Linked DNA regions of Mus musculus: regions 1 and 2 are each linked to region 3. Evidence: chromatin loops called from intact Hi-C (ENCODE). Cell type or tissue: heart. All regions are shown on one strand.

Region 1 (8,000 bases), 83 kb before region 3:
ACTTCACAAGGTAAAATTGGTATGGTGTGAGTATAGAATCCAGAGGAGCAGGAAGCCTTCATAGCTCAGCCCCTCCTCCCAAGATATCTTCAGATGCAAAAAGGCAGTTAAACCACCAAGCTCCTCACTAGGCCTTCCTTGTGGCCTGCAGCTGCTGCCTTTGCCAGAACACTCTTCTGGCCTGGGCCAGGTGTCCTGGAAGCCACAGCCCCACCTGTTCTCAGAGCTGCCCTTTCCAGAGTCTGTCCCACAGCATCTCAGCCCCGTCCCCAGACTGACTCCTGGAGCCAACAGCAACTTTGCCTTTTGCCACTTCCTCTTGGCCAACAAAGGACACAGCCCATCACTATCCCAGACAGTGCATGATCACTGCTGTGGAGAAAAACCTCTTGGGTTTAGGGGGCTAGTAAATAAAACAGGTTAGCAAAAGAAACAAATTTGTAATCCCTTATGAAGCTGTGAATAGCCTCTCTCTCTCTCTCTCTCTCTCTCTCTCTCTCTCTCACACACACACACACACACACACACACACACACACACACACAAGCGACTCAGAGAGGCAGATAGAAGCTGGGACTCAGAGGCCCTCAAGGTAAGTGAGAGGCATGGCTTAGGCAAGGCCATTTCTTACGTGTGTGCTGACTACAATAATGAGTCCTCCTTCCTTTGTGGTAATGGGAACAGAGCCCTGATAAGTGCCTCTTTAAGGGCGATCGGAAGAATTCACTTCCTACAGGGCAAGGCTTCCTAGAAGAACTTGTGCAGGGCTAGTTGTTCATTCAGAGGCACTCCCCTGCCCTGTGTCTGTGAGGCTCAAGGGCCACATGACCCGCCTAGCACAGAGTTACAGTTGGGTTGCAGCCTTGAGGAGAGAAGCTGAATTGGTTTTGTTTCCAGCTCTGGCGGGACGTGGGCCATGCAGTTGTAGGCAGATGTCATCTACACAGTGTTCCTGAATTGTACAAGAATTCCTGGACCTTAGGACCCTGAGAACACAGCAGGGTCCAGCAGACCAGAGACCCCCATCTGTCTGACATCACAAGGTGTTTGTAGCTCTAGTTGGCAGCTTGACCCTGGGAAGGCGGGGCCTAAAGATAAGGCAGACTAAAGTCTCCTGCCATAGCCAACTTTATTCAGAACTTCAGACAATGCATACTCTGGGAGTTAAGAGGAGTCACATGTGTAAAGTGTACAACCACGACGACAAGCCACACTCAGCTAAAACATGTTTTCCCACAGAGGCGCATGAATAGTAACAGCTGAAGAAAAACCACTCATATCTGCTACACCTGGGAGGAGCACAGAGCCATTCCAAGAACAATTCCATATTTTGATGAAACTGAGGTCACAAGACTCTTGTCTTCTTGGAATTTTCTCACAGCATTCAGAATTCCCATCGCACGACTCCATTGTTCCTATTATGAGTTACAACAAAAAGATCCAAAAGCCCAGACCTTTCTCAGTTTCCTATCCTGAGAGGGTGTTGTGTAGCTCACCTTTCCCCTCCCCCCCTGCTCACCTCTCCCTTCCTCCATGGATATAGGTGTAACATCCATCCTGAGCAGATGTGAACAAATATCCATTCATCCGAGAGAAAGGACTTAGGATACAGATAAACTAAGGATACTTCCAAAGTCTGACTGGGTGAACTATGGTGTTTTTTTTTTAAAGATTTATTTATTTATTATATGTAAGTACACTGTTGCTGTCTTCAGACACTCCAGAAGACAGCATCAGATCTCATTACAGATGGTTGCGAGCCACCATGTGGTTGCTGGGATTTGAACTCGGGACCTTCGGAAGAGCAGTCGGTGCTCTTAACCACTGAGCCATCTCGCCAGCCAACTATGGTGTTTTATTGGGGTTACTTAGGAGGTGCACAGGCAGCTTCTGTGCTTTCTCAAAGAAGTTCTGCTTTCCCCGACCCCTGCTCCCCCTAGCACTCTCCCTGATAACCGGCTGGGCGCTTCCCAGCTGCAGCTGGTGCCTGGCCTTGGAACAAACAGATTAGGGTCCCACGTTTAAATCATAGAAGAGAGGTGATCAGGGGTCACAGACAGTTATGGCTGGCCATAAAACTAGTTCCCGATAGCCCCATAAAGATCATCCTTAGGTCGGAAGAATTCCCCTCTCAGCCTCGCGATTCCGCCCTACCAAATGGTATCGTGTCTGAGTCATGACTTATCTCCCTGCCTCCCCCATCACCCTAAGCATTCAAAGATCTCTGACTATGCTGTATATAAGTGCCAAGCCATCCAAGCTCGGGGTCGCACTCCTGTCCTGCACTGTGGGAAGGTTTTTGATCCGAGTGTGACTCAAAAACAAAGGCTCTTATGCATGATTGCATCGGACTCGGACTCACAGTTCTTGGGCCCCCTGGGTTTCCCGCGGAGTCAGGGCATAACACTTACAGGAGTGTGGGTTCGTAGGAGCAGCAGTGACTTAAAGACAGCTGCCTCATAAAACCCAACTCAGCACAGATGATGGTTCACAAACGCTGAAACCTAGAGCATAACGTGCAGGCAGGTAGGGTGAAGAATGTCTCCTCCATACAGCACAGTTGGTCTGAGACTCTCCAGACTGTTGGTATCTTCCTCTTGTAGGCAGCTTTCTTGCTGAGGATGTCTTTCAGTAGTCCTCCCCGCTTGTATAAGCCTTGGGAGGAAGGAACTCAGTGAATGTGGCCAGTTTCAGGGACTTCCTGAAGCCTTTGAAGTTGTTTATTTCCTGTTTTTAAGGAACTTCCCTGCAGGACACAATGTTATACATACACACACACACACACACACACACACACACACACACACACGCACGCACGCACACGCACACACACACCTCTTAGAACATCTTAGTGGGCTGACCTTTAGAGAAATCACTACACAATAGAGCATAAGAGGTAAAGCAACTGTAAGGAGCCATGGCAACAGCCCAGATGAAAGACAACAATGACTAAGACAATGTTTAGTGCAGGGTAGTAAGAAGATGCACCCCAGCTGTATTTTGAAAGTTGAACCAGTGTTGTTTCTTTGTTTTGGGGCCTGTGGTAAATCAGGTCTTTAGGAAAGACTAGGGGTGGATGAGGTTTATGGTGTGTTATCATTTGGTCTTAAAACATTCCAGAGTCTATATGATAAAGGCTTAGTCACCAGTCTGTGGGAAATGATGAACCGTTTAGGAGGCGGGATACCTAGGAAAAAGTCAGGTCACAGGGGAAGGGGCCTTTAGGACTACTTTAGGACTATAGCTGCTGCGGTGCTCTCTCTCTCTCTCTCTCTCTCTCTCTCTCTCTCTCTCTCTCTCTGTGTTTATGTGTGCATGCCGGGGGGTGTTATGTGGTACAAGTGTATGTGCATGGTGTGGGGCCAGCCATCAGCCTGTGTGGGGCCAGCCATCAGCATGAGTGGGGCCAGCCATCAGCATGAGTGGGGCCAACCATCAGCATGTGTGGGGCCAGCCATCAGCATGAGTGGGGCCAGCCAACAGCATGAGTGGGGCCAGCCATCAGCCTGTGTATGGGTCAGCCATCAGCATGAGTGGGGCCAGCCATCAGCATGTGTGGGGCCCTTGATCAGCCTGTGTGTGGGTCAGCCATCAGCATGTGTGGGGCCCTTGATCAGCATGAGTGGGGCCAGCCATCAGCCTGTGTGTGGGCCAGCCATCAGCATGTGTGGGGCCCTTGATCAGCATGAGTGGGGCCAGCCATCAGCCTGTGTGTGGGCCAGCCATCAGCATGTGTGGGGCCCTTGATCAGCATGAGTGGGGCCAGCCATCAGCCTGTGTGGGGGCCAGCCATCAGCATGTGTGGGGCCCTTCATCAGCACGTGTGGGGCCAGCCATCAGTATCAGGTGTTTTCTTCAGTTGCTCTCCACTTTTATGTTTTGACACAGGTCTCTTGCTGACTGTGCTCAGTGGTTTGGCAGGGATGATGGACAGACAGTGAGCTTCAGAGCTCTGCCTGTCTGGGTTCCCCTTCGCTGCCAGCTCTGGACATCTTTTTATGGGTTTATGAACTCAGATTCGTGTGCTTGTATGGCAAACACTTTACTGACCCAGTCATCTTCCCAGCTCCACCTCCCTCCCTTTAGCCACCACGGCAAGGTAACTTGCCTCTGCCTCCACCTCACCAATCTGACCAGATGACCATGCCTTTGCCTCTCAAATCATGAGATTAGAGGTGTGCGCCACCACAGTGGACCTTATGCTTTTTAAAAACATACTTTTTGGGGATGGGAGAGATGGTCCAGTGGTTAGAGCACTAACTGCTTTTGTGTTGGACCTGAGTTTGGTTCCCAGCTCTACACCAGAGAGTTCATACCTGCCTTTAACTTCAGTTCTGGGGGAGCTGTCGCCATCTTCTGGCCTCCACAGGCATTTACACTCACATGTGCCTACCCCACAGAGACACATATACATGCACAAAAGTAGGAATAAAGTAAATGTTAATTCACTATTCCTTGGGGCCTAGGATAAAGTCTCTGGCTAGTGCTTATAGCATCCTCAGAGCTCTAGGGCTGATCTGGGGTCGGGGTAGAGGCAGGAAGATCAGAAATTCAAGGTTTGCCTGGGAGAACCTGTTTTGTTAAAATAACAATAAAATAAACTTCACTCTTGCCCAGGATCCAGTTTCTTTTAGCAGTAGAGGCCTGAGGAGCTTGCAGGCAGAACGCTTCTTCCCCAGCTCCCCCCACCCCTTCACCCACACAGGCCGTGTGGGGATTTCCAGAGCTGGGACAACCTTCCAGGGCTGGGACAAGCCAGTGTTTCCCTTGTTTAGAGAGAAACGGGTTATCTTTCCGGGGCAGCTGAGAGCTTCAGGTGGGCCTGGGCCGGGGTGGGGAGGGAATGGGGGTGGGGGCTGATGCTCTCTGGGGAGTGGTCAGAGGAAGGAGGAGGTCGTGCAGTCCTTGGCTGCCCCAGAGCAGCCAGGCTCTGGGGCAGAACTGTGAGGCCTGGTGGAGCCTAGTGCAGGGCTCAGGAGAAAGGCTGAATCGTCGGCCGACACCAAAGGGAAGACAAGGCACTTATGACCCAGGTCGGTTGGGCCAGAAATCCAAGTGGTATCAGTGAAGAGGGAGACGGAACACTACACAGGATGTAGGTCACTGCAGCTGCCCCCTCCCCTTCCTACCACAGGGTCCTCTCTTAGCTGGTCTCCAAGTGGGAACCCCAGCCTCAGGGTACGTGGATTAAGATGGAGCCGGTGCTGGTGATAAGGTGGTCTGTCCTGAATTTTTTATGTCGTTACAAACAAAAGAAAGCCATAAACCTAAGCAGCCTTCAAATACGTTATGGGAACCGCAGATGGGCCCAGCGGAGCAGGGACACAGCCATGAGTCTCAGGTGCTGCCTGAGGAAACTTTTAGCTTTGGGGTTGGTGGGCACTAGTGTTCTACTAATCCCAAAAGGTTTTACCTGACAGTCAGTCCTGAAGGTGGGCAGTGGGACCAAAGACAGCTCTGGGGAATTTGGCTTTGGACTGGCAGTATTCCAACTCACCACAAGTGTGGAATCGGAACCTCTGAGCTTGCAGAATGCTCTCAGATAGATAAGCCCCCCACCCCTGGAACATTACTCTACGTGACTGTGTATATCTGTACAAACCAGTTGGCACCCTGCAGGGACAACAGAAAAACTTATCATTGAGAGGAAGGTGGTAAACTCTCATTTGGAGGAGACGGCTCCTCCACTGCCCACGGGTTTCTCAAGAAGACAGCGGTAAGTTGTGCAAGCCCTGCAGCTCACCGTGTGGAAATTCCCACTTCCTCCAGAAGACGGTGTCGAACCCTCTCTCCCCGCCCCACATGCCTTCCTGCCCGCTCTTTTCTCTAAAGCCTGGGACCCAAGATGTTGTCCAAGCTGGAGGCTGAAGGCTTCAGGGCAGCAGGCCACCGTCCACCAAGCCTGTTCGTCTGGGCTGGTTCCTGGTTCTCTGCCCTTTGTTTTCCTGCCCCGCACCCCCACCCCCAACCAACCTCGCATCTCTCCCCCCCACCCTCCCCACCCCCGCTCCCCAGCTTCCTCCCGGCTTTCCTTGGGGAAATGGCTCTGTCTCTTCCTGCATCTGTCCTCGGGCTTCCTGTTAGGGAGGGATGCACTGTCCAGATCTGGCCTTCACAACTCTGCATCTCAATAGACAGGGGGAGGGGCCATAGTCCAGACCAGGCCTCTCAGAGTCACCATGGCAGGCATTGGGGCTGGGACTCAGAGCTGGGGTGGAAAGAAGCTATAAAGATCTGCATTGTCCTAAGAGCAGCTTTGGTGATCTGGGGTCCAAAAAGCCCACCTCCCCTTCCTGACTGCCTTTAGTTAGATACAGAGTACAGGAGACAACTATTTGAGCTGAGTTTCTGCCCTGACCACCACGGACCAAAACAAAATGGAGTTATTCACATCAAATGCCACTAATTCAAACAGGTATCCCCAGAGGGCCAGAGAGAAGGCTGTAGTCTCTGTTGAGGGATTCTAAGCCGTTCGAGCCAGCAAGGTAAGGCTTAGCTTTCCATGTTCTGTGGTTTCTATGCATGAGCCCCTGGGCCTGTGGCTTTGAGGATGACAGCATATTCCCAGAGAGCAGCTTTCCATGGAGGACGGCAATGTGAGGCAGCACTGACAGTCTTGGGCCTCCCTGGACGTGGCACCTTAGCAGAGGGGAGTTGGTGGTGGCCTCCTGCCCTGCCCTCCATGAGTCTTAAGTGTAGAAGAGAAGCTGCAGCCCTCCTTTTTCAGGGGTTCAATGATAGATAAGTCCTGACAGCCTGTGAGAAGAACAGAACAAATCAAGTCATGGTATTAGCAAAGGGTGTGTTTGTGTGTGTCAGTGTGTATGCCTGTGTGTGTAATAGGTATATTTGTGTGTATGTGTGTCTCTCTGTGTTTCTCTCTCTCTCTTTGTGTGTGTGTGTGTGTGTGTGTGTGTGTGTGTATGTGTCTGTCTGTCTGCCTGCCTGTCTCCTGGTAGAGAAGATGCACAGACGAGTCTCTTCAGTGGGAGGCACGGCAGCCAGGACAGTTAGGGATGGCATTTCTGCTGAGGAATAGCAAGGGTGATGCCAGAGGCCCCATCACGGATGCTGTGGGGGATGTGGGGTGGAGGGCAAGGAGAGATTGGGCCAGGCAACCCAGGTAGAATGAGATCTGCTAGCTGAGCCTAAGAGGGTTCCTGGTCTGTCCACTCAGTGGTATGATGTAGCATCTCTGCTACCACCTCATTGCACATCTGCCCAGCTGTTCTCCGAGGTTGCTAGGCTAGGGAAGATGTGCCTGGCTGCCACGGGCCATCAGCAGCCCCTGCAGCTGGAACTTCAAAGTTAAGCTCAAGGGCAACACTTTGTAATGGTTTGTCAGGAAAAAAGAAGAAAAAAAAGCCAGAACCATGGTTCAAATGACTGAATTTCACTCCACAGGCAGCCCAGGATCCACCATGGTCAACTTCAGCCTGCTTTCTGGCTCAACTGCCTGAAAGGTGGCTGGGAGCTCAGCAGCCTGGGTCCTGCTCCATAGCCTTGCTGCACAGCCCTGCTCCACACCTGTGAACCATCGTCTGCATTTCAGCAAATCCCGAGTGGCCAGATCTGCTGTAGGAAACAAGACAGTCCCAGGAAGGCATTCTCTTTGTAAATCCCAGGCACCAAGGATAATCAGATGGCGGCTAAAGTTGGAGATAAGATCACAACTGTCATTTGTCACTCAGGAGGGGGTGGCCTGTGTTCTGTGGGGCTTTCCTCTGTGCTTAGAGAAAGTTAGAAGGTTGTCTTCTTCAACATCCTCTGTGGGATGGCAGTGCTAGGCCAGCAGGCCTCTCAGACCTCAGGGAAGGATCAGGTCTATGCACAGATGCTAGGCCTGCCCTAACAGTTTGCCTGGTCTCAGGTCTGTGCACAGATGCTAGGCCTGCCCTAACAGTTTGCCTGCTCTGTGCCTTCTCGAAGCTGCCCTCTGCTTCCATATGCTAACGTTCCAGCCCTGATCTTTTTGTCCCAGAGTAGAAAGTGGGTAGAGT
Region 2 (8,000 bases), 73 kb after region 3:
CAAGAAACCAAGAAGTGAGAAGCTCTGTGGATGGTAAAGCAGATGTTATATTTGCTACGCCAGGATTCTGAAGCATGGTATCTGCTATTGTCTTGAGTTAGTTTCACTATTACAAAGTGGCCATGAACATGCCAGGCATTGTATCTTTTAATTAATTAATTAATTAATTAGTTAATTAATTCTTCTGCATTGTATCTTTTACTGGCCAAGTACAAAATATCTGACATGTCACCATCTGTTTTGAAATCACACTGGTCAAACAGTCCATCACTTCATCCCTGTCAAATAGTTCTCTGGGTCATCCTGCTTGCAGACTGACAGGTTCCTTGAGTAATAGAGCCTTTCCCTGCTCTGCTTCCTGACTGACTAATCTAACCAGGGACAGACACTCAACCCAAACCAGGGCAAACATAGTCTCATACACAAGGGCTGAATTGGGCAGTGCTGACATTGAAGATATAAGGTCATGAGTTGAATTTGGGCTAAGATTATGCATAGTATGAAGAGTTGACCTACTCAGAAACGTGACAGCCCAAGTCTAAGGGTATAGCTCAGTTGATAAACTATTGCCTAGTTAGTATGTGTGTGCAGCCTTGGGTTGAAGCCCCAGCACTGCATAAACCAGGTATACTGGTACACACTTGCAATTCCATCACCAAGGAGCTGGAGTCAGGAGGATCAGAAGTTCAAGGCCACCCTTAACTATAGGGAGAGTTTTAAGTCCAACTTGGGCTGCATGAGACCTTGTCTCATAAATAAACTACAACAACGCCCCAAAAAAAAAAAACCATTTTGCAGAGATATAGAATAATCTATAAGAGGGAAATGAAACAAGAGATCAGGAAAGCAAGGGGAGAAGACAGACAAGCTGTCTGAGCACATGCAGTTTCTCTCCTTAGGTTGTTTGATCTCTTAACATGAATTTCCTCCCCATTACTTGGGCTGGCTCCACTGCATTTGACTCCTCAGAACCAAAGGATGCTTTGGAAAAGTCATTCATGGCTTGGATTAGAGCCCAGAGTAAAAAGTAAACAAGGTTAGAGGCTGAGCTGTCAGACTGAATTTTCAAAATATTATAGGCTAACTGTCACGTGACACTAGACATCTGTTATCATTCATTTAACTTTTATAACAACTGCATTGAGATAATTTACATGCTCTGGAAATTCAGCCTTCCCACTTTACCTATTTACCTTTACTTAAAAACAACAAAACAAAACGAAAAAAATCGAGCTCCCATCAACTTCCAGACTTAGTGTCCAAGACCCTGGGCAGCTTTTACAAAGAGTGGACAGCAGAAACCAGCATACCATAGCAGTCAAAAGTGACAGTCGATAGCCTAGCACAAAGGGGAAAATCAAAACTATAAATAGGGGCATAGTAATTCTGAAGGGGTGTACTACCACGTCTGCGCTTCTAAGAGTGTTTTCCTGAGGCTTTTTTGGTTCTGAGGGACAGCTCAAGTTACATCTAATATTAGGGAAGGAGCCATAAACACGGATTGAAACGGGGCTCTAGGCTCCACGGGTCCTTCTGGAATCCAGCAAATTCAGCACGCAGCAGGAAGAGCCTCCTGACTCGATGTCATCAGGAACCCCAGGTTACCTCGGGATTTCAGCGGCAGGATTCACCTTAGGAGCTGTTTGGTTTTGTTCCTCAGCTTCCCCTGCCCTCTCCTTTCTGGCTTGTCAGTGTCTTTCAAAAGGTTCTCTGTCTGCCCCCAGCCGGCTGCCTCATTCACTTTCCATCAAGCAGATAAGCAGCTCACAGGACCACTTCAACCTGCTCTGTAACTAGCCTGTATAGTGTTCTGCTGCAGCTTTGCAAAGCTCTGGGCTGTTGCCACGCCCCATTGTCGGTCCCCACACTCTCCTCTCTTTAGATTGCTAGTCCCACTACTGAAGGAATCTGGGTGTGTGACCTCTATCTCTACCCCACAGCTTTTAAGCCTCAGAATATTTAGTTTCGCATCATTATGATTGTTCTACCCCCACTGGCTGTCTCTGTGCATCAAAACAAAACCTCGGTGGTGATTTGAATAGGAATGGCCTCCATAGTCTCCTGTTTGAATTCTTGGTTCATAGGGAGTGGCACTATTAGGAGGTGTGGCCTTGTTGGAGGAAGTGTGTCACTGTGGGGGCGGGCTTTGGGGTCTTATATGTGTTCAGGCTAGGTCCAGTGTGGTACACAGTCTCCTTCTGCTGTCCAAGGATCGAGATGTAGAACTCTCAGCTCCTTCTCCAGCTGCATGTCTGCCTGCATGCTGCCACACTTCCCGCCATGATGATAGTGTACTAAACCTCTGAAACTGTAAGCCCGGACACGGTGACTCTTCACAACAACACCACACAACTCTCAGCAACCACATCAGACAGCTCACGGCTTCCTGGAACTCCAGCTCCTCCGATCTCCTCAGGCACCTGCATTCACATTCACACACCTACACACCGACACATACATGTAACCAAAAACCATGAAATAAGTCTGTTTTAAATAACAAAGGGGAATATAGGATTGTCTAGCTGTCATTTTTCAGCTAGCAAATATCTTAGTGATTTGATTCACTTGGCAGTAAAATGAGGATGATAATACATGCACCCATCCAGGTTGTCAAATTGAGAAAACACATGAAGGCTATCAAGGTGATTCAGCTGCTAAAGGAGATCGCTGCCAGGTCTGGGCACCTGAGTTCAGTCCCAAAGGTTGTCCTTTGACCTACACACACACACACACACACACACACACACACACACACACACACACGTAAATAAATAAATGCAACTCAATAAAGAGAATATCCCAATGAAACTTTAGGAACAGGTACCTGGTTCTTAGTGAAGGGCTCACTGGATACATTTGTAATGTTGGTTCAGGTTTACTGCCCTTGGCATATTTGTTGTTCTGGCATAAAAATGGAGCTATGTGTTATATACTACCAGACTCTGTATAATCCTGATAATGGTGGAGATTTCCCTGTTTCTATGTGTCCTCTCTGAACACAAGTTGAGTATTTCATTTCCAAAGCAAGAAAATTGCTTCAATTAAGCTATTTTACTGTAGGATCACAGTTTGTTGGGCATGGGGGGGGGGGGGGTTGGGTCTCCCAAGCTTGTGAGAATTGTTCACTTATATTGGTGCCTCACATAAAGGCAATCCTCAATGCAGACAGTTGTCAGTGTGACAGTAAACACCTTTGAAAAACAACACAGGCTGTAGCTGCTGCCAAGACGGATCTAAGACAGCCTCTGGAGATTCTGGCTAGCTCTGGGGTGACTTCCTGCCTAGAAATAAGACAGGAAAGTGCTGGCTCATAGAACTGGGGTCTGAAAGCAGTGGGACTCAGGGAAACAATCAGAATCATACAGGACGTTTTAGAACAAGCTGAAGGCAGGGCTCACCTTAGACCAGTGGTTCTCAACCTGTGAGTCCTGACCCCTTTGGACAAGGTTTGCCTAGAACCATCAGAAAACATAGATTTTACATTATGATTTATAATAGTAGCAAAATTACAGCTACGAGATAAAAAGGAAAATAACATTATACTTGGGGTCACCACAACAAGTGGAACTGTATTAAAGAGTCACAGTGTCAGGAAGGTTGGGAGAACCACTGGCTTAGACTGAGTAAATGCTGAGACTCAGATATGGGGCCAGGGAATGAAGATGGCAAGCAGGGCGTTTAAAAGCTCCCCAAACCTTACAGTGGACAGCCTAGACTGAGAACCCTACTTTTCTAGGGTTTTCTGTAATTTGCTTCTGTACCAGGCACCTCTTCAAAGACAGACCATCAGGTGAGGCAGAGGAAGGAAAATGACACTGCTCCCTGCACCCCATGCCAAAGTGTGTGTGTGTGTGTGTGTGTGTACACGTTACTGTAGGTGTCCACGAAGGCTGAGGGATCCCCTGGAGCCAGGAGACTGGTTCCGTGTGGATCCTGGGACTGAGACTCTTGTCTTTTGCAGAAGCGGAACACACTCTTTCCCATGGAGCCATCTTTCCCACCTTCCAGCTCATGTTTGTTTCTTACTGAGGCAAGAAAGATCTCTCTCCAAACTCAGCCCCAGGGGCCCTCTAGTCTCTGACTCCCCAGTGCTGGAATTAGTAGCTCACAAGGCCATATACCCAGATTCATTTAAACAGAAGTACTGGAGTCCAAATTTATCTCCTGCTTACACAGCAAGCTTTTACCACCCAAGCTAGCCCCAGGGCCTGCATTTCTGTTTGGCTGTTGGTTTGATTGCAGGATTTTTCTTAGACTACACAATACAGGAACAGTATAAACTTGGAGAAAGAACAGAAGAATAAAAAAATAGGAGATAATATATGTAATCCCTAAACACAAGCACCTCCAGCTTTGACATATTCCTATTGTCTTCATGTATCTTTGGAGCTGTAATCTCTCTGCATGAGGAGTTTGGTATCCTGCCTTTAGTATAATGTACACATTTTCCTTTTTACTGATAGTTTGAATCTGTTTTTCTGTGGCCTTCCTGGTAGGAAGGAATACACGTCTTACTTAGAAGACAATAGCTTTCAAATAGCTTTCCAAATAGGCTCTTTCAATTTCCCCAGCTATAATAGTATTTATCTGTGTGCATTAATCTTTGTCTATTTTGATGGTTACACCCATAGGATGGATTTCTAGAAGTGCCATTAATGGATAAAGATTTAAAAACCTTAGTCTCTTAAGAACTTGCTTGCTGGAGGTATTGATCTAGTTTGCACCTGTTATCAACACAGCATAACAGTAACAGTTTCTCAGAACTGCTAATTTTCTGGAATAAAAGATGAAATCTAAGTAAACAATCTCAAGAACAATTTTATTATAATTAGGGAAAGGTAAATTGTTAATCTCGGAGTTGCCTGGAAGGGGAAGATTGAGAGGAGAGAGAGAAGAAGAGGAAGAGAGAGGGGGTTTCCCTTTTTTGAGTTAGGCTTGGGGGATTCTGCATGCAATTGGAATGGAAAAAAAGGGAGATAGCCGGGCCAGACATGGTGCCCAGCATTTTGGAAGCAGAGGCAGGCAGATTCTAGCCTGATCTACATAGTAACTTAGGCTAGGTAGGACTGCGTAGTAAGAACCAATTGCAAAACAAACAAAGAAGCTTCAGGAAAAAAAAGAAAAAGTTTACAAAGTCCAGAGTGTTGGCAAGTATTGGAAAAGAGGAAAAAGAACAAAAGAAGAGCTCTATTTTAATGACTAGTGCAGAGCCTCAAGTTACATAGTTACATTGTTACATAGCTGCCACAGCACCGCACCTGCCTTAAACTCTTTTGTTTTGTTTGTTTGTAAACTCATGTAGGTCAGGATATTTGCTATTCTCCTGCCTTAGTCTCCAGAGGTCTGGGATTATAGGTGTATACTACAACACATGACTGAGGTTGAACTTTTAATGTGTTTATTAAACATGTGTATTTCTCACTTACTATTCAGTTTTCCTTTCTAATTCATAAAAGTAGTAAGAAGGAAGCCAGGCTTGATGGTACATGCTTGTAATCTTAATTCTTGGAAGACTTAGGCAGGATCGTTGCTACAAATTTGAGACTAGCCTGAGCTACATAGTGAGGTCAGTGCTAATATGGGCAACAGCTCTTTTTGGATTCTCTAGAGTGTAACTGCATGCCTCTTCAGGAGGGGCTCCTCTTCAGGAGTCAGAGTCACCTTCACAACATCTGAGGTTCCATTTTGTCCAAGGACACGGGGGACACTAAGGAAGACTTCTTCCTTTATTCCCTAGAAACCCTTAATTGTGGTGAAAATGGGATGTATGCACTTAAGAGTATGTTTTGCTCTTGGCCAAGTCAGCCACAGAGAGGCCAATGGCCCAAGACATATAACCTTTCAGTTTGATCACCTCATAGGCACTGTCAGCCACCTGCATATGGACCTCCTTCCACTGCTCCTTGTCTGCATCAGTAACCAGTTCTGGGTTCGGATTCCTCAGGGAGACTCCACACAGGCTCACACTGGAGTCCCCACACTCCCCCAGGACACATCCATGACAGCTCAGCAGGTGAACTCCCAGCCTTTCTCCAATCAGGCAACAGAACCCAGCTGAATCCAGATTGCAACCACCCCTGATAACTCTGTTTGGGGAAAACCACTTATTTTCCAAGGCACATAGGTCAAGATATCTGGGTTTGAAGCAAGAAGCAGCTTGCAGTTTGCACTGTACTTCCCAATGCTGGGAGTGAAGAACTTGAAGATTTTCACATTTCACTGGGCCAAATGGAGCCCTGCTCTCTCCCTCTTGCTGATGGCCGGCTGTGGAAATGGCCAGCTTGGGGTTGGCAGTCATGCCATAGCCTTTGCCAGGGAAACTTTTTGGTGCTCTAAGGAAAAGGCTGCCGTGCTGGAGATCCATCATCTTCCCCTGTAGCTTGCTTCCATGACATCAGCAAGGGCAAGCTCAGCTGCCATGTCCTTCATTTAGATACTGGTGGTCCTTGGAGGTTGCCATTTTGGACCAGGAACCAAAAGGGACCACAGGTGCACAATGGGTGATATCAGGTGCCCAGTGGCACGGTCCAGGTTCCATGGCAATGGTGCCAGATAAAAGATTTTTTAAGATTTATTTATTTACTTAAAGTATGTGAGAACTCTGCTGCTCTCTTCAGACAGACCAGAAGAGGCATCTGATCAGATGTGACAGATGGTTGTGAGCCACCATGTGGTTGCTGGAATTTGAACTCAGGACCTTCAGAAGAGCATCCAGTGCTCTTAACTACTGAGCCATTCCAGCCCTAGCCAAAAGATTTTTGAAGTAGTAGATTTCTCACTATACTGTTGAACATAGTGTAACCATTAAAAATAATACTTTTTTTCCAGATTATTATTGTTCCTTTTTTTAAAGATAGTATCTGATGCAACCCAGAGTGACCTCAAACTCACTATGTAGTCACGAATGACCTTTACTTCTGGTCCCTTTGCTTTTGACTCCTAAATACGGGGACTGTAGGCATATACAGCAATACCCAGCTTCCAGGGGCTATTCCTCAGTAGAAGGAGAAGAGCGAAGGTCAGCCCTATGTAAGAAGAACAGGATGGGGAGGACTCATATTCGTGTTCTTGGGTATGGACAGACTTGCTTTGGGTTGGGACATACAACACTGATAGTTATCATGTGCCTCGGGATACAGGCTGCTGAGTGGGGTCTGCGGAATAGAGCAGTACAGAGACCCACCTGCCCTATTTGCTCCATGTGGATTTTGTCCTGTCTTTCTTTCTTCTATTCTAAATAAGATGTCTCAGAAGATGCTACAGTGAGCATGTGTGGCTAGGAACAGAGCTGAAGGAGTTAGAAGCTTGGTGCTCCCGGAAGACTCACGTTAAAGGATTGCCCATTCTGGGTGCTGCCAGAACGTGATAGAGCCTCTAAGAGGGAACCTTTCAGAGTCTTTGGGTCATGTGAGGGTATGCCTTTGAAGGGGCAATAGGGTCTCAGTCTCTGCTTCATTCTTGGTCCCTGGCTATAAGGGAAATGATTTGTCCCCCCTAAAACATGTTATCTCATCGCAGGTTCAAAGCAATGAAGCTAACCCTATCATGGACCAGAACCATGAAAACCAGAATCAAACAATCTTTTATGTCTCCAGCATCTCGTTCCAGTGACAGAATGCACCCATCCCATGGAGATGATGGTCTTCTCCACGATGTGAACTCAGGGTTCAGAGAAGCAGCCGCCATCTGAATTCTTCCCAAGGATTCGTGGTTTAGGACAACTCCATCACTTAGGGTCCTGTCCCTCTGAGATTCTAAGTCCAAATGGCAGGAGCTGCGAATGTGGGCTCTTGGGGGGGGGGGGCGCTTAGTAAGTATGACTTACATGACTTCGGGGATCCAAATCCTAAGAAGAAAAAGATGAGCACACTTCAGACAGGACAGGGAGGTGTGAAAGGAGGACTCAGGGGCCAAAGCATTTAGGAGTGAAATGTTTCGTGAAAGTGTGTTGGAAGATGTGTCAGTCTTCAGAAGGCAGACACAGAAAGCCAGGCTCTGGG
Region 3 (8,000 bases):
CTTTTCCTCCTATCTCTGCCTCAGACCCCAAGACCAGCATTCGAAGCCCTGCCTACCTCCCTGCAGCCCAGCTTCAGGCTGCAGGCCTAATTAGTGGGAGAAGTTTAACCTAAGGAAATATGTATATTATAGAGTGATAAGTGGCATAAAGAGAAACAATTGAAAAAGCAAGTATAGATTGTTAGTGCTATCATCACGAAGCCCCACAGACTGGGCAGCTGAATAGAAACCATGACTTGCAGCCCTAGAGAGTGGGAGTCCAAGATCAAGGTGCCAGTGTGGTGGTTGGAATGGAAATGGCCCCCGTGGGCTCATGAGAAGGGCACAATTAGGATGTGTGGCCTTGTTGGAGAAAGTGTGTCACTGGGGAAGGGCTGTGACGTTTTGAATGCTGGAGCCAATCCCTCTCTTTCTTCCTACAGCCTTCTGATCTGGATGTAGAACGCTTGGATCCTTCTCCAGCACCATGTCTGCCAGCATGCCACCATGCTTGCTGCCATGATGACAATGAACTAAACCTCTGAACCTGTAAGTAAGCTCCAATTAAATGCCTTCCTTTATAGGAGTTGCTGTGGTCTTGGTGTCTCTTCACAGCCACAGAAACCCTAAGACAGCCCGAGATGTTGATTTTGTCTGAAGCCTCTCTGCTTAGCCTGTAGATGTCTGTCTTCTGTTTCATCACATGTTTAGTCTAAGTCTGTCTTAGTTAGGGTTTATATTGCTATGAAAAGGACCTTGATACAAATAAACTCAAAGAAGAAAGGGTTTATTTTAGCTTACACTTAATAGTCCACAGCTAGGTGGTGCGCATACTTTTATTCCCAGCACTCAGGAGGCAAAGACAGGCAGATCTCTGAGTTCAAGGCTACCCTGGTCTACAGAATGACTTCCAGGATAGCCAGGGCCACACAGAGAAATCCTGTCTTAAAAACAACAACAACAAAGCCCATTTAATATTCTACCACTGAGGGAAGCCAGAGCAGGAACCAAAGGCAGGAACCCAGGGCCAGGAACTGACACAGAGGCCATGGAAGAGTGCTGCTTACTGGCTTGCTCTCCATGGTTTGCTCAGTTTGGTTTCTATATGCTCCAGGACTACCTGTCTAGGAATGACACCACCCACGGTGGACTAGCCCCTCCCACATCAAGCACCAATCAATAAGATGCTAGGTAGACTCATCTACAGGTCAATCTGATGAAAGCCATTCCCTAACTGAGGCACAGTCTTCCAAGATGACTCCATCTTGTCACAATGACAAAACACTAACTCCACAGATCCTGATCTCTTCTTCACCAATTCTATTGTGTTATGGCCCAACCATGTGACTTGTTATGCCACAATGACCTCTTAAAAGGTTCTGTCCCTGAACATAGTGACATTCTGAGGTTGGAGGAGGTAATAGGAGTTCAAAGTATGGATAGACACTACAATGAATAAGAAAAGATTCAGGTGTTACATTTTTATTTTGATTTTTTTTATTATAAAAATGTCCAATCTGACTCAAGAATAGGAAACAAACAGAAAACCTTGAGCCAGTGCCTAGCATTAACACCAATCGACTAGTTTCTTTTCCTTACGTTTGTTTTATGCTTTTGCTTGAATGCATATTAAAGATATTCCAGAATTGTATCATCATGAATTTCAGCTAAATCTCCAAAGCAAATACTTTTATGTAACAATAATTCCATTATCTCATTCATTGAAATTACAAAAAAAAATCATTGACATTTGATAAATTTTCTCAGTTATCAAAATTAACTTTTCTGCTATCTGTTCAAATTAGGATCTGCCCAGTTCATTCACTGTGTTTGGCTCTTAGGTATCCTCCGAGGTCTCTGAGTCTGTTCTACCCTGGAGCTGACCTCTCTGCGTCTCCTCAGCAGTGACCTGGGGAAGCAGCACAGTTTCTCTTGGTTGCCCAAACCCAGCTTTCACCTGCCTTTCCTGCAAGGCCTTTAACTGTGCCTCCCGTATCCTCATCTTCTTTCGAGATCAGAGATTATTTGGCTTGGCTGTGGTTCCGGCTCAACTGTTTCTTGGCATACTCCACTCATGGGTCTGTTTCCTTGTGTGGGTTTTAACCATCTCTGTGGGGGGTGCATTGTTAACACTGTTAAAATGTCTGAAGCTGACTGGCTGATCTCACCACTGCAAACTATTACCTGTTGATAACCACTAGTCCCCTCCCAATAAAAACTGTAACACGATTATTTCCTGCAACACGATTATTTTCTGATTCTGAAGTTTCCACTAAAATTCACCCGACTCTGAATGTTGATCTATAGAAGAACATGCCTCAATCCACCTGGCTTTCAGTTATGCTGAAACCTGGTTCACGGTAAAAGGGATGACAGATTCTGCCTATTTTTAACATGGCCTTCTACCACTGTTAACTGAGTTACATTTAGAACACATTTGAGCAAATAGATTTTTTTTCATATTTTCTTGTTTGTTCATTGAGACATGGTCTCTCAACAGAGCCCTTGCTGTCTTGGAACTCACTATGTAGACCAACCTGGCCTCAAACTCACCTGCCTCTGCCTTCTGGGTGCTGGGATCAAAGGTGTGGCATGAGCAACCACTCCACTCCAAAACAAAATCTTTTTTAAACAGTTCCAAGGATGAGACTCGGGTTGTTAGTTAGGCTTAGTGCCAAATCTTTGCATTGAGCCATTGTAACAGCCTGGAAGCCAATTTGGTAGGACATCTATAATGAATATTTGAAAAAAAAATCAGATTATCTGATACCAAAACATCTTTGGTATCCTCTTAATCTGAAGATTAGCATCTTTGAAGGTCTGAAGATGCAGAGGGAAAAGAGGAGAGGGGAGGGAGAAAGGAGAGGAAGGAGGGAGAGAGAGGAGAGGGATCAATGAGGAAGAAAAGGTGGTGAGAGGAGGGGAAGACAGGAAAAGAGAGTTGGGAGGAAAGGAGAGAAGAGAGGGAGGCAGGAGAAGGAAGAGGGGAGGGGCAAGACAGTATGGGGGAGGAGGGGGAATGGGAGGGAGAGAAGAGGAGGAGGAGTCAGGAGAGGGGGAGTTCAGCCTTGGCTTCAGAGGTAGTCCCCAAATGGGAACCAGCAGCACCCTGCTTGAAGTTATTTGACCCCTCCAGAGACCACCTAGGAAGGCACTCTGAGTCCCACAAAGTCAGAGTTCTTCCAGAACAATTGGCTGCACGCTGCTCCATCCTCTGAGTCAGGAATCAACACAGAATCTTAGCAACAGAGCTGATGAGTGGGCGGACTTTATTCCTACTGGGTAGCTTTTATGACTTTGTCAACCTGTCTTACCCTATTTAGGAATCATCCCGGCTCCAGCTTTCCTTCTAGATAATCCGTAAACATCCACGCATGAATCAAGCCAAGTATTTGTTGCTATTCAAGCTATACGGTCCCCAGATTGTCTTCCAGCAGGTGAGTCACCACTCACACATGGGCCAGGTGCCAGCTTCGCCTGACTGGGCTGCTCTTCTGCACCTGAATTAATTAGCACCCCAAACCGCCTAAACTCTGCTGCGCGCCCACTCAGGCATGGCTGCGATCGAGAGTTCTAGAGCTGTTTTTAAAAAAGGAAAGAAAGAAAAGAGCAATATCTGGGAAATGAGCAAGACTGAAGACCGGAAGTCCTCCACGTTCAAGGCAGTTTCTTATCAGAAGTGCAGTAAAGAAATAGCAACTTACGCCATTTAGACAAACAGCCCTTCGGTCTAGAGTGCCTGTGGAATGCAAAGCAGCCTCACCGGGGAAGGGGAGTGGCTCCAGGGAGGCTGCTGCAGAGAAAAGGCTGCCAGGACTCAGAAAAGCAGCTGGGCATGGCGAGAGGGAAGGGAAAGCCACCCCGTGAATTCGAGATTACATTCTATGCTTTTGTGTCTCATGAATGCTCTTTTCCAGGAGCCCCAACCCTGGGCTCAGCCCCTGGAGGGGAGAAGGAACACTCACAGGAACACAGTTACTGCCTGCCTAGGCGGTGGATACAGAAAGCCAGTAAGAGCAATTTGGTAGCAATTTGATAGTACTCCATCCGGAGAATCCAGAATCCTTTCCTAGAGCAAGATACGCCGCCCGCCGAGGTCAACTTTACCAACCCAAATAGCCACAGGAGCCAACTTCTCTTCCTGTCCTCCAGGAGGTTCTGAACTATCAGGTCACTGTCACCCCCTGTGCTCTTCAGGGTCTCCATGAGCGTTCGAATTACTTCAATTTAGAATACAGCGTGTGTGGTTCAGCTACAGTGCTACTGAGACCCCAGACGCATTCCAACCATGTCAACTTCTGGAGATTCTGTTGCGTGCGCTGTGTGGCTGGGCGGCTCCAAGCTGCCCTTGTAGGTGGTGGGAAGAGAGAAAGAGAGGGTGTGGGAGAGAAGACTGGGAGGCGGGGCAGAACACAGCCAGCCTCACAGGCACTTTCTCCTAGGACCTTGGTCAGGGAGTAACCCAGAAGCAGCCCTTCCTGCCTCCAGGGAGGTTTAGCAGTGAGTCTTCCTTAATCCCCAGAGCCCTTTTAAGTTTGGTGGGCTTCTCCTTCCTTCCTCCAGCCAGGTAGAACACCGGGGTGCCAAGGCCTCGGGCTCCTGTGCCTGTGCTTTCACACTGCCTCTGCCTACATTAAAGAGAGCGGTGCATGGTCCCTCTCTGAAGAAGCTCTGGGGATTGAGGCATGCTGGGGCAGGGACCAGGCCTCTCCTTAGCATCCTGGGACTAGCCCATAGTGACTGTGGGGCTTTATCCCCAGAACCTGCTGTTAAACTTGCCTAGATGGGCTAACCTACTTCCCCCAAGGCCAGATGGGAGGAACAAAGCAAGACTGTGACAAAGTGTAGTTGAAGACAAAACCTCTCAAGGTTTTTTTTTTTTTCTTTTAATTTTGTTTTTGTTTTTGATCCTGCAAATATCCCCAGAATGTCTGTGCTGACAGGACTGTGAAGACTGCTGGCTCCATCACTGAAAAGAGAGCAGCCCCTGACCAGCAGAGGGTTTCCTGGAGTGAAGGGGAAGGAGAGAGCCTTCTGCAGTAGCCCCTAGCCTATCTATGCTCTCCAATTGCGCCAGAGCGCACTTTGTCTGGCACCAGTCCCTGCTCCTCCTGTCTGCCCTCTGTTTCCTGGAGACCTTGAGGAAGGGAGCCTTCATTTATGTGAGCCAAGATGTAGCAAATTCGCATCTGGGAGAAAATGACTCAGGGCTTTCATAAGATCCTGAATTTGATTTCCCTACTCACTGACACTTCATAATCCAACAAAACCTGCTGTTAGTAAAGTAGCATATTTTCCCTCCCTCCCTCCATCCCTCCCTTCCTCCCCCCCACTTCCTTTCCCCCCTCCTTCTCTTCTTTTCTGACAGGGTCCCACTATGTAGTGCTGGCTGTCCTGGAACTCACTATAGCAGTGTTCTCAACCTTCCTAATGATGTAACCCTTTAAATACAGTTCTTCATGTTGTTGTGACCCACAGCCACAAAATTATTTCATTGCTACTTCATAACTATAATTTTACTACTATTGTGAATTGTAATGCAAACATCTGTGTTTTCCAACAGTCATAGGCAACCTTTATAAAAGGGTCATTTGACCCCGCCTGGAGGAGATTACACCCCACAAGCTGAGAACCACTGTGCTATATAGTAGAATAGACTGATCTTCAACTCAAGCATTAACTCATAGAGATCCACCCACCTCTACCTCCAGAGAGCTGGTATTAAAGGTGTGCACCACCATGCCTGGACAATGAACATTTTCTTTTTTTTCTTTTTTTTAATTAGATATTTTCTTCATTTACATTTCAAATGCTATCCCCAAAGCCCCCTATACCCTCCCCCAGCCCTGCTCCCCAACCCACCCACTTCTGCTTCCTGGCCCTGGCATTCCCCTGTACTGGGGCATGTGATCTTAGCAATATCAAGGGCCTCTCCTCCCATTGATGGCCGACTAGGCCATCCTCTGCTACATATGCAGCTAGAGACACGAGCTCTTGGGGGGGAGGGGGTTACTGGTTAGTTCATACTGTTGTTCCTCCTATAGGGTTGCTGACCCCTTTAGCTCCTTGGGTAGTTTCTCTAGCTCCTTCATTAGGGAACCTGTGTTCCATCCAATAGATGACTGTGAGCATCCACCTCTGTATTTGCCAGGTACTGGCATAGCCTCACAAGAGAGAGCTATGTCAGGGTCCTGTCAGCAAAATCTTTCTGGCATATGCAATAGTGTCTGGGTTTGGAGGTTGTATATGGAATGGATCCTGTTCCAACTTGTGATATGAACATTTTCTTTAAGCAGCTAATAACTCACAAAGTGAAACCAGTTCCAAGGTTGGTTATCAGCAGAGTGTGTCCTAAGGCCTTTATATGCTTATTATAAGCCCAATACAGTTGCTGCCACACTGGAGGCAGAGACATTTCATATTTCCTCTGAAGGTTTGATTGTGTTAATCCAGGAAATGAACTGACTTAGGCAGAGAAATAAGAGAGGGTTACATACAACTTAATTAACATGCAGAAATGGGGTGGGTGGTAAATAGCATGTATGAGATGCTGTGGGGTATCCACCACCGAAGATTGCTCAGACATGGGTTTAAGCCAATAGGAAATCTTTATTAGCCAGCCATCGATTACACCAGGTGTTCAGGATCCCAGTGTAGCACTGAACCTTTCTCAGGGTAAGCTTTTAGGCACAAAACCAATATCTGGGTTGACATACTTCAATGAACAAGAACAGTTAACCAGAAGTAGAACTACAGAAGTCAAAAGCAAGGATAGGCTATTTAGAGACTTTCCCAGAACTATGGACTTCAATGCATTAGGCCTGTGTTTTAGTTTTGACAGGTACTGCTGTCTACATGCTGAGTCAGTTGTGCTAAGGTCTGGAGTCTTACTAGGGTTTGATGCCCTGTTACATAAGATACAGAAGGAGTGTGGGCAGTTGGAGCTCGTTAGATAGAAATGTGGGGCTTCTGGGGAGATAGCAGACAGATTACAGGTAAGAGGGGTCCTCAGATTGGGAACCTGGGCCTGCATCCTGCAATGTTTTCTCATGTATCTGTGAGGAACTGAAAGTTAGAGAGACTCCCTGCTAGGAGGAGGGGCCACAGCTCAGTAATAAAGATGCCAAACCTTCTTCCTCCACCTCCTGACTTGATGCAAAGGCCTGGCAGCTGGAAACAAAGGCCTTGCTGGCTTGGAAGGTTTCTCAGTCAGTGGGAAATCCCCTCCTTCAGCAGTGGACCTGTCCAACAAGTTCAAAGCTAGTTCAGGACATGTTTATCTCAAATTTGTGGCCCTATCAGCCTCCCTGTCTTTGTTCAAACTGACCAACCCTAAGTTAGTCAGACCTTAAGACCCACCAGCTCTTGAAGAGAAATCAGATTTCAGACTGTCTGGCTTTGCAAAGGATCTTGTTCTTGGTGTGTGCGTCTGTGTGCGCGCGCACATCTGTGTGTGTGTGTGTGTGTGTGTGTGTGTGTGTGTGCGAGTGTGTGTGTGAGTGTGTGTGTGTCTGTGTGTGTGTCTGTGTGTGTGTGTATTTCTTCACCTGAATAGAAGAAACCTTTCTTCACCTCTACACTGGATGATTCCCTGTATCTGAGATTTTCCCTGCTGCTACTTGTCACGCTTGAGATCTTTCCTGCCTTTTAATTATTTAACTGGCTGAGAAAACAAGCTTGATCAAGGAAGCTGGAAGCTCATATTCTTTGGAGTCCTTCATGTGTCAGATCTGCAGATCCTCTTAGCTAACTCAAATTATGCTAACGGAATCAATTTGGGGTAGACCTTTTGATCTCCTGGTACTCGCTCAAGGAAATGTCTGAGGTCTAAGAAAAAAGAAGGAAAAACAACAACAAAAGACAAACAACAACAACAAAACCAGATCAGATACAGCAGGTGTTAACCATTTCTTAACTAAGGCAGTGGCAGGCACTTCAAACACTTCGTACATAGACATAAAGCAAGAAAGTAAACCTTAATAGCCCCTAGTCTGCAGACCTCTGAAGTATGCAGCTATTTA

The links. A loop is a pair of places that touch in the nucleus more often than their neighbours do. Peaks named below come from ENCODE experiments on the same cell type or tissue, not always from the same donor. Only the 100,000 strongest peaks of a DNase experiment are listed, where the experiment ranks them.
Region 1: a loop joins it to region 3, with 2.1 times the contacts of the local background. A loop is called at or near these places in 4 of 42 quality-filtered maps.
Region 2: a loop joins it to region 3, with 2.1 times the contacts of the local background. A loop is called at or near these places in 3 of 42 quality-filtered maps.

The regions. Positions count from the first base shown.
Region 1 is chr15:36,453,354-36,461,353 of GRCm38, reverse strand. Gm34316 (a long non-coding RNA gene) reads left to right here and starts at 4,771. Exons shown (of 4, transcript XR_875145.1): 1 at 4,771-4,816; 2 at 5,135-5,716; 3 at 6,416-6,485; 4 at 7,405-8,000. In heart, a CTCF peak has its summit at 4,370 (motif pointing left); a DNase peak (open chromatin) is centred at 6,123; H3K27ac peaks cover 4,189 bases.
Region 2 is chr15:36,298,062-36,306,061 of GRCm38, reverse strand. It overlaps the pseudogene Gm9501. Among named protein-coding and RNA genes, the nearest start is that of Gm41294, 17 kb to the left of the region's middle. In heart, no CTCF peak of the experiment used is centred here; a DNase peak (open chromatin) is centred at 3,261; H3K4me3 peaks cover 1,080 bases; H3K27ac peaks cover 1,606 bases.
Region 3 is chr15:36,370,759-36,378,758 of GRCm38, reverse strand. It overlaps Gm34150 (a long non-coding RNA gene), which reads right to left and starts at 4,407. Exons shown (of 4, transcript XR_383935.4): 1 at 4,091-4,407; 2 at 3,294-3,558; 3 at 2,533-2,708; 4 at 1,629-2,088. In heart, no CTCF peak of the experiment used is centred here; DNase peaks (open chromatin) are centred at 3,828, 5,078 and 7,158; H3K4me3 peaks cover 1,822 bases; H3K27ac peaks cover 2,088 bases.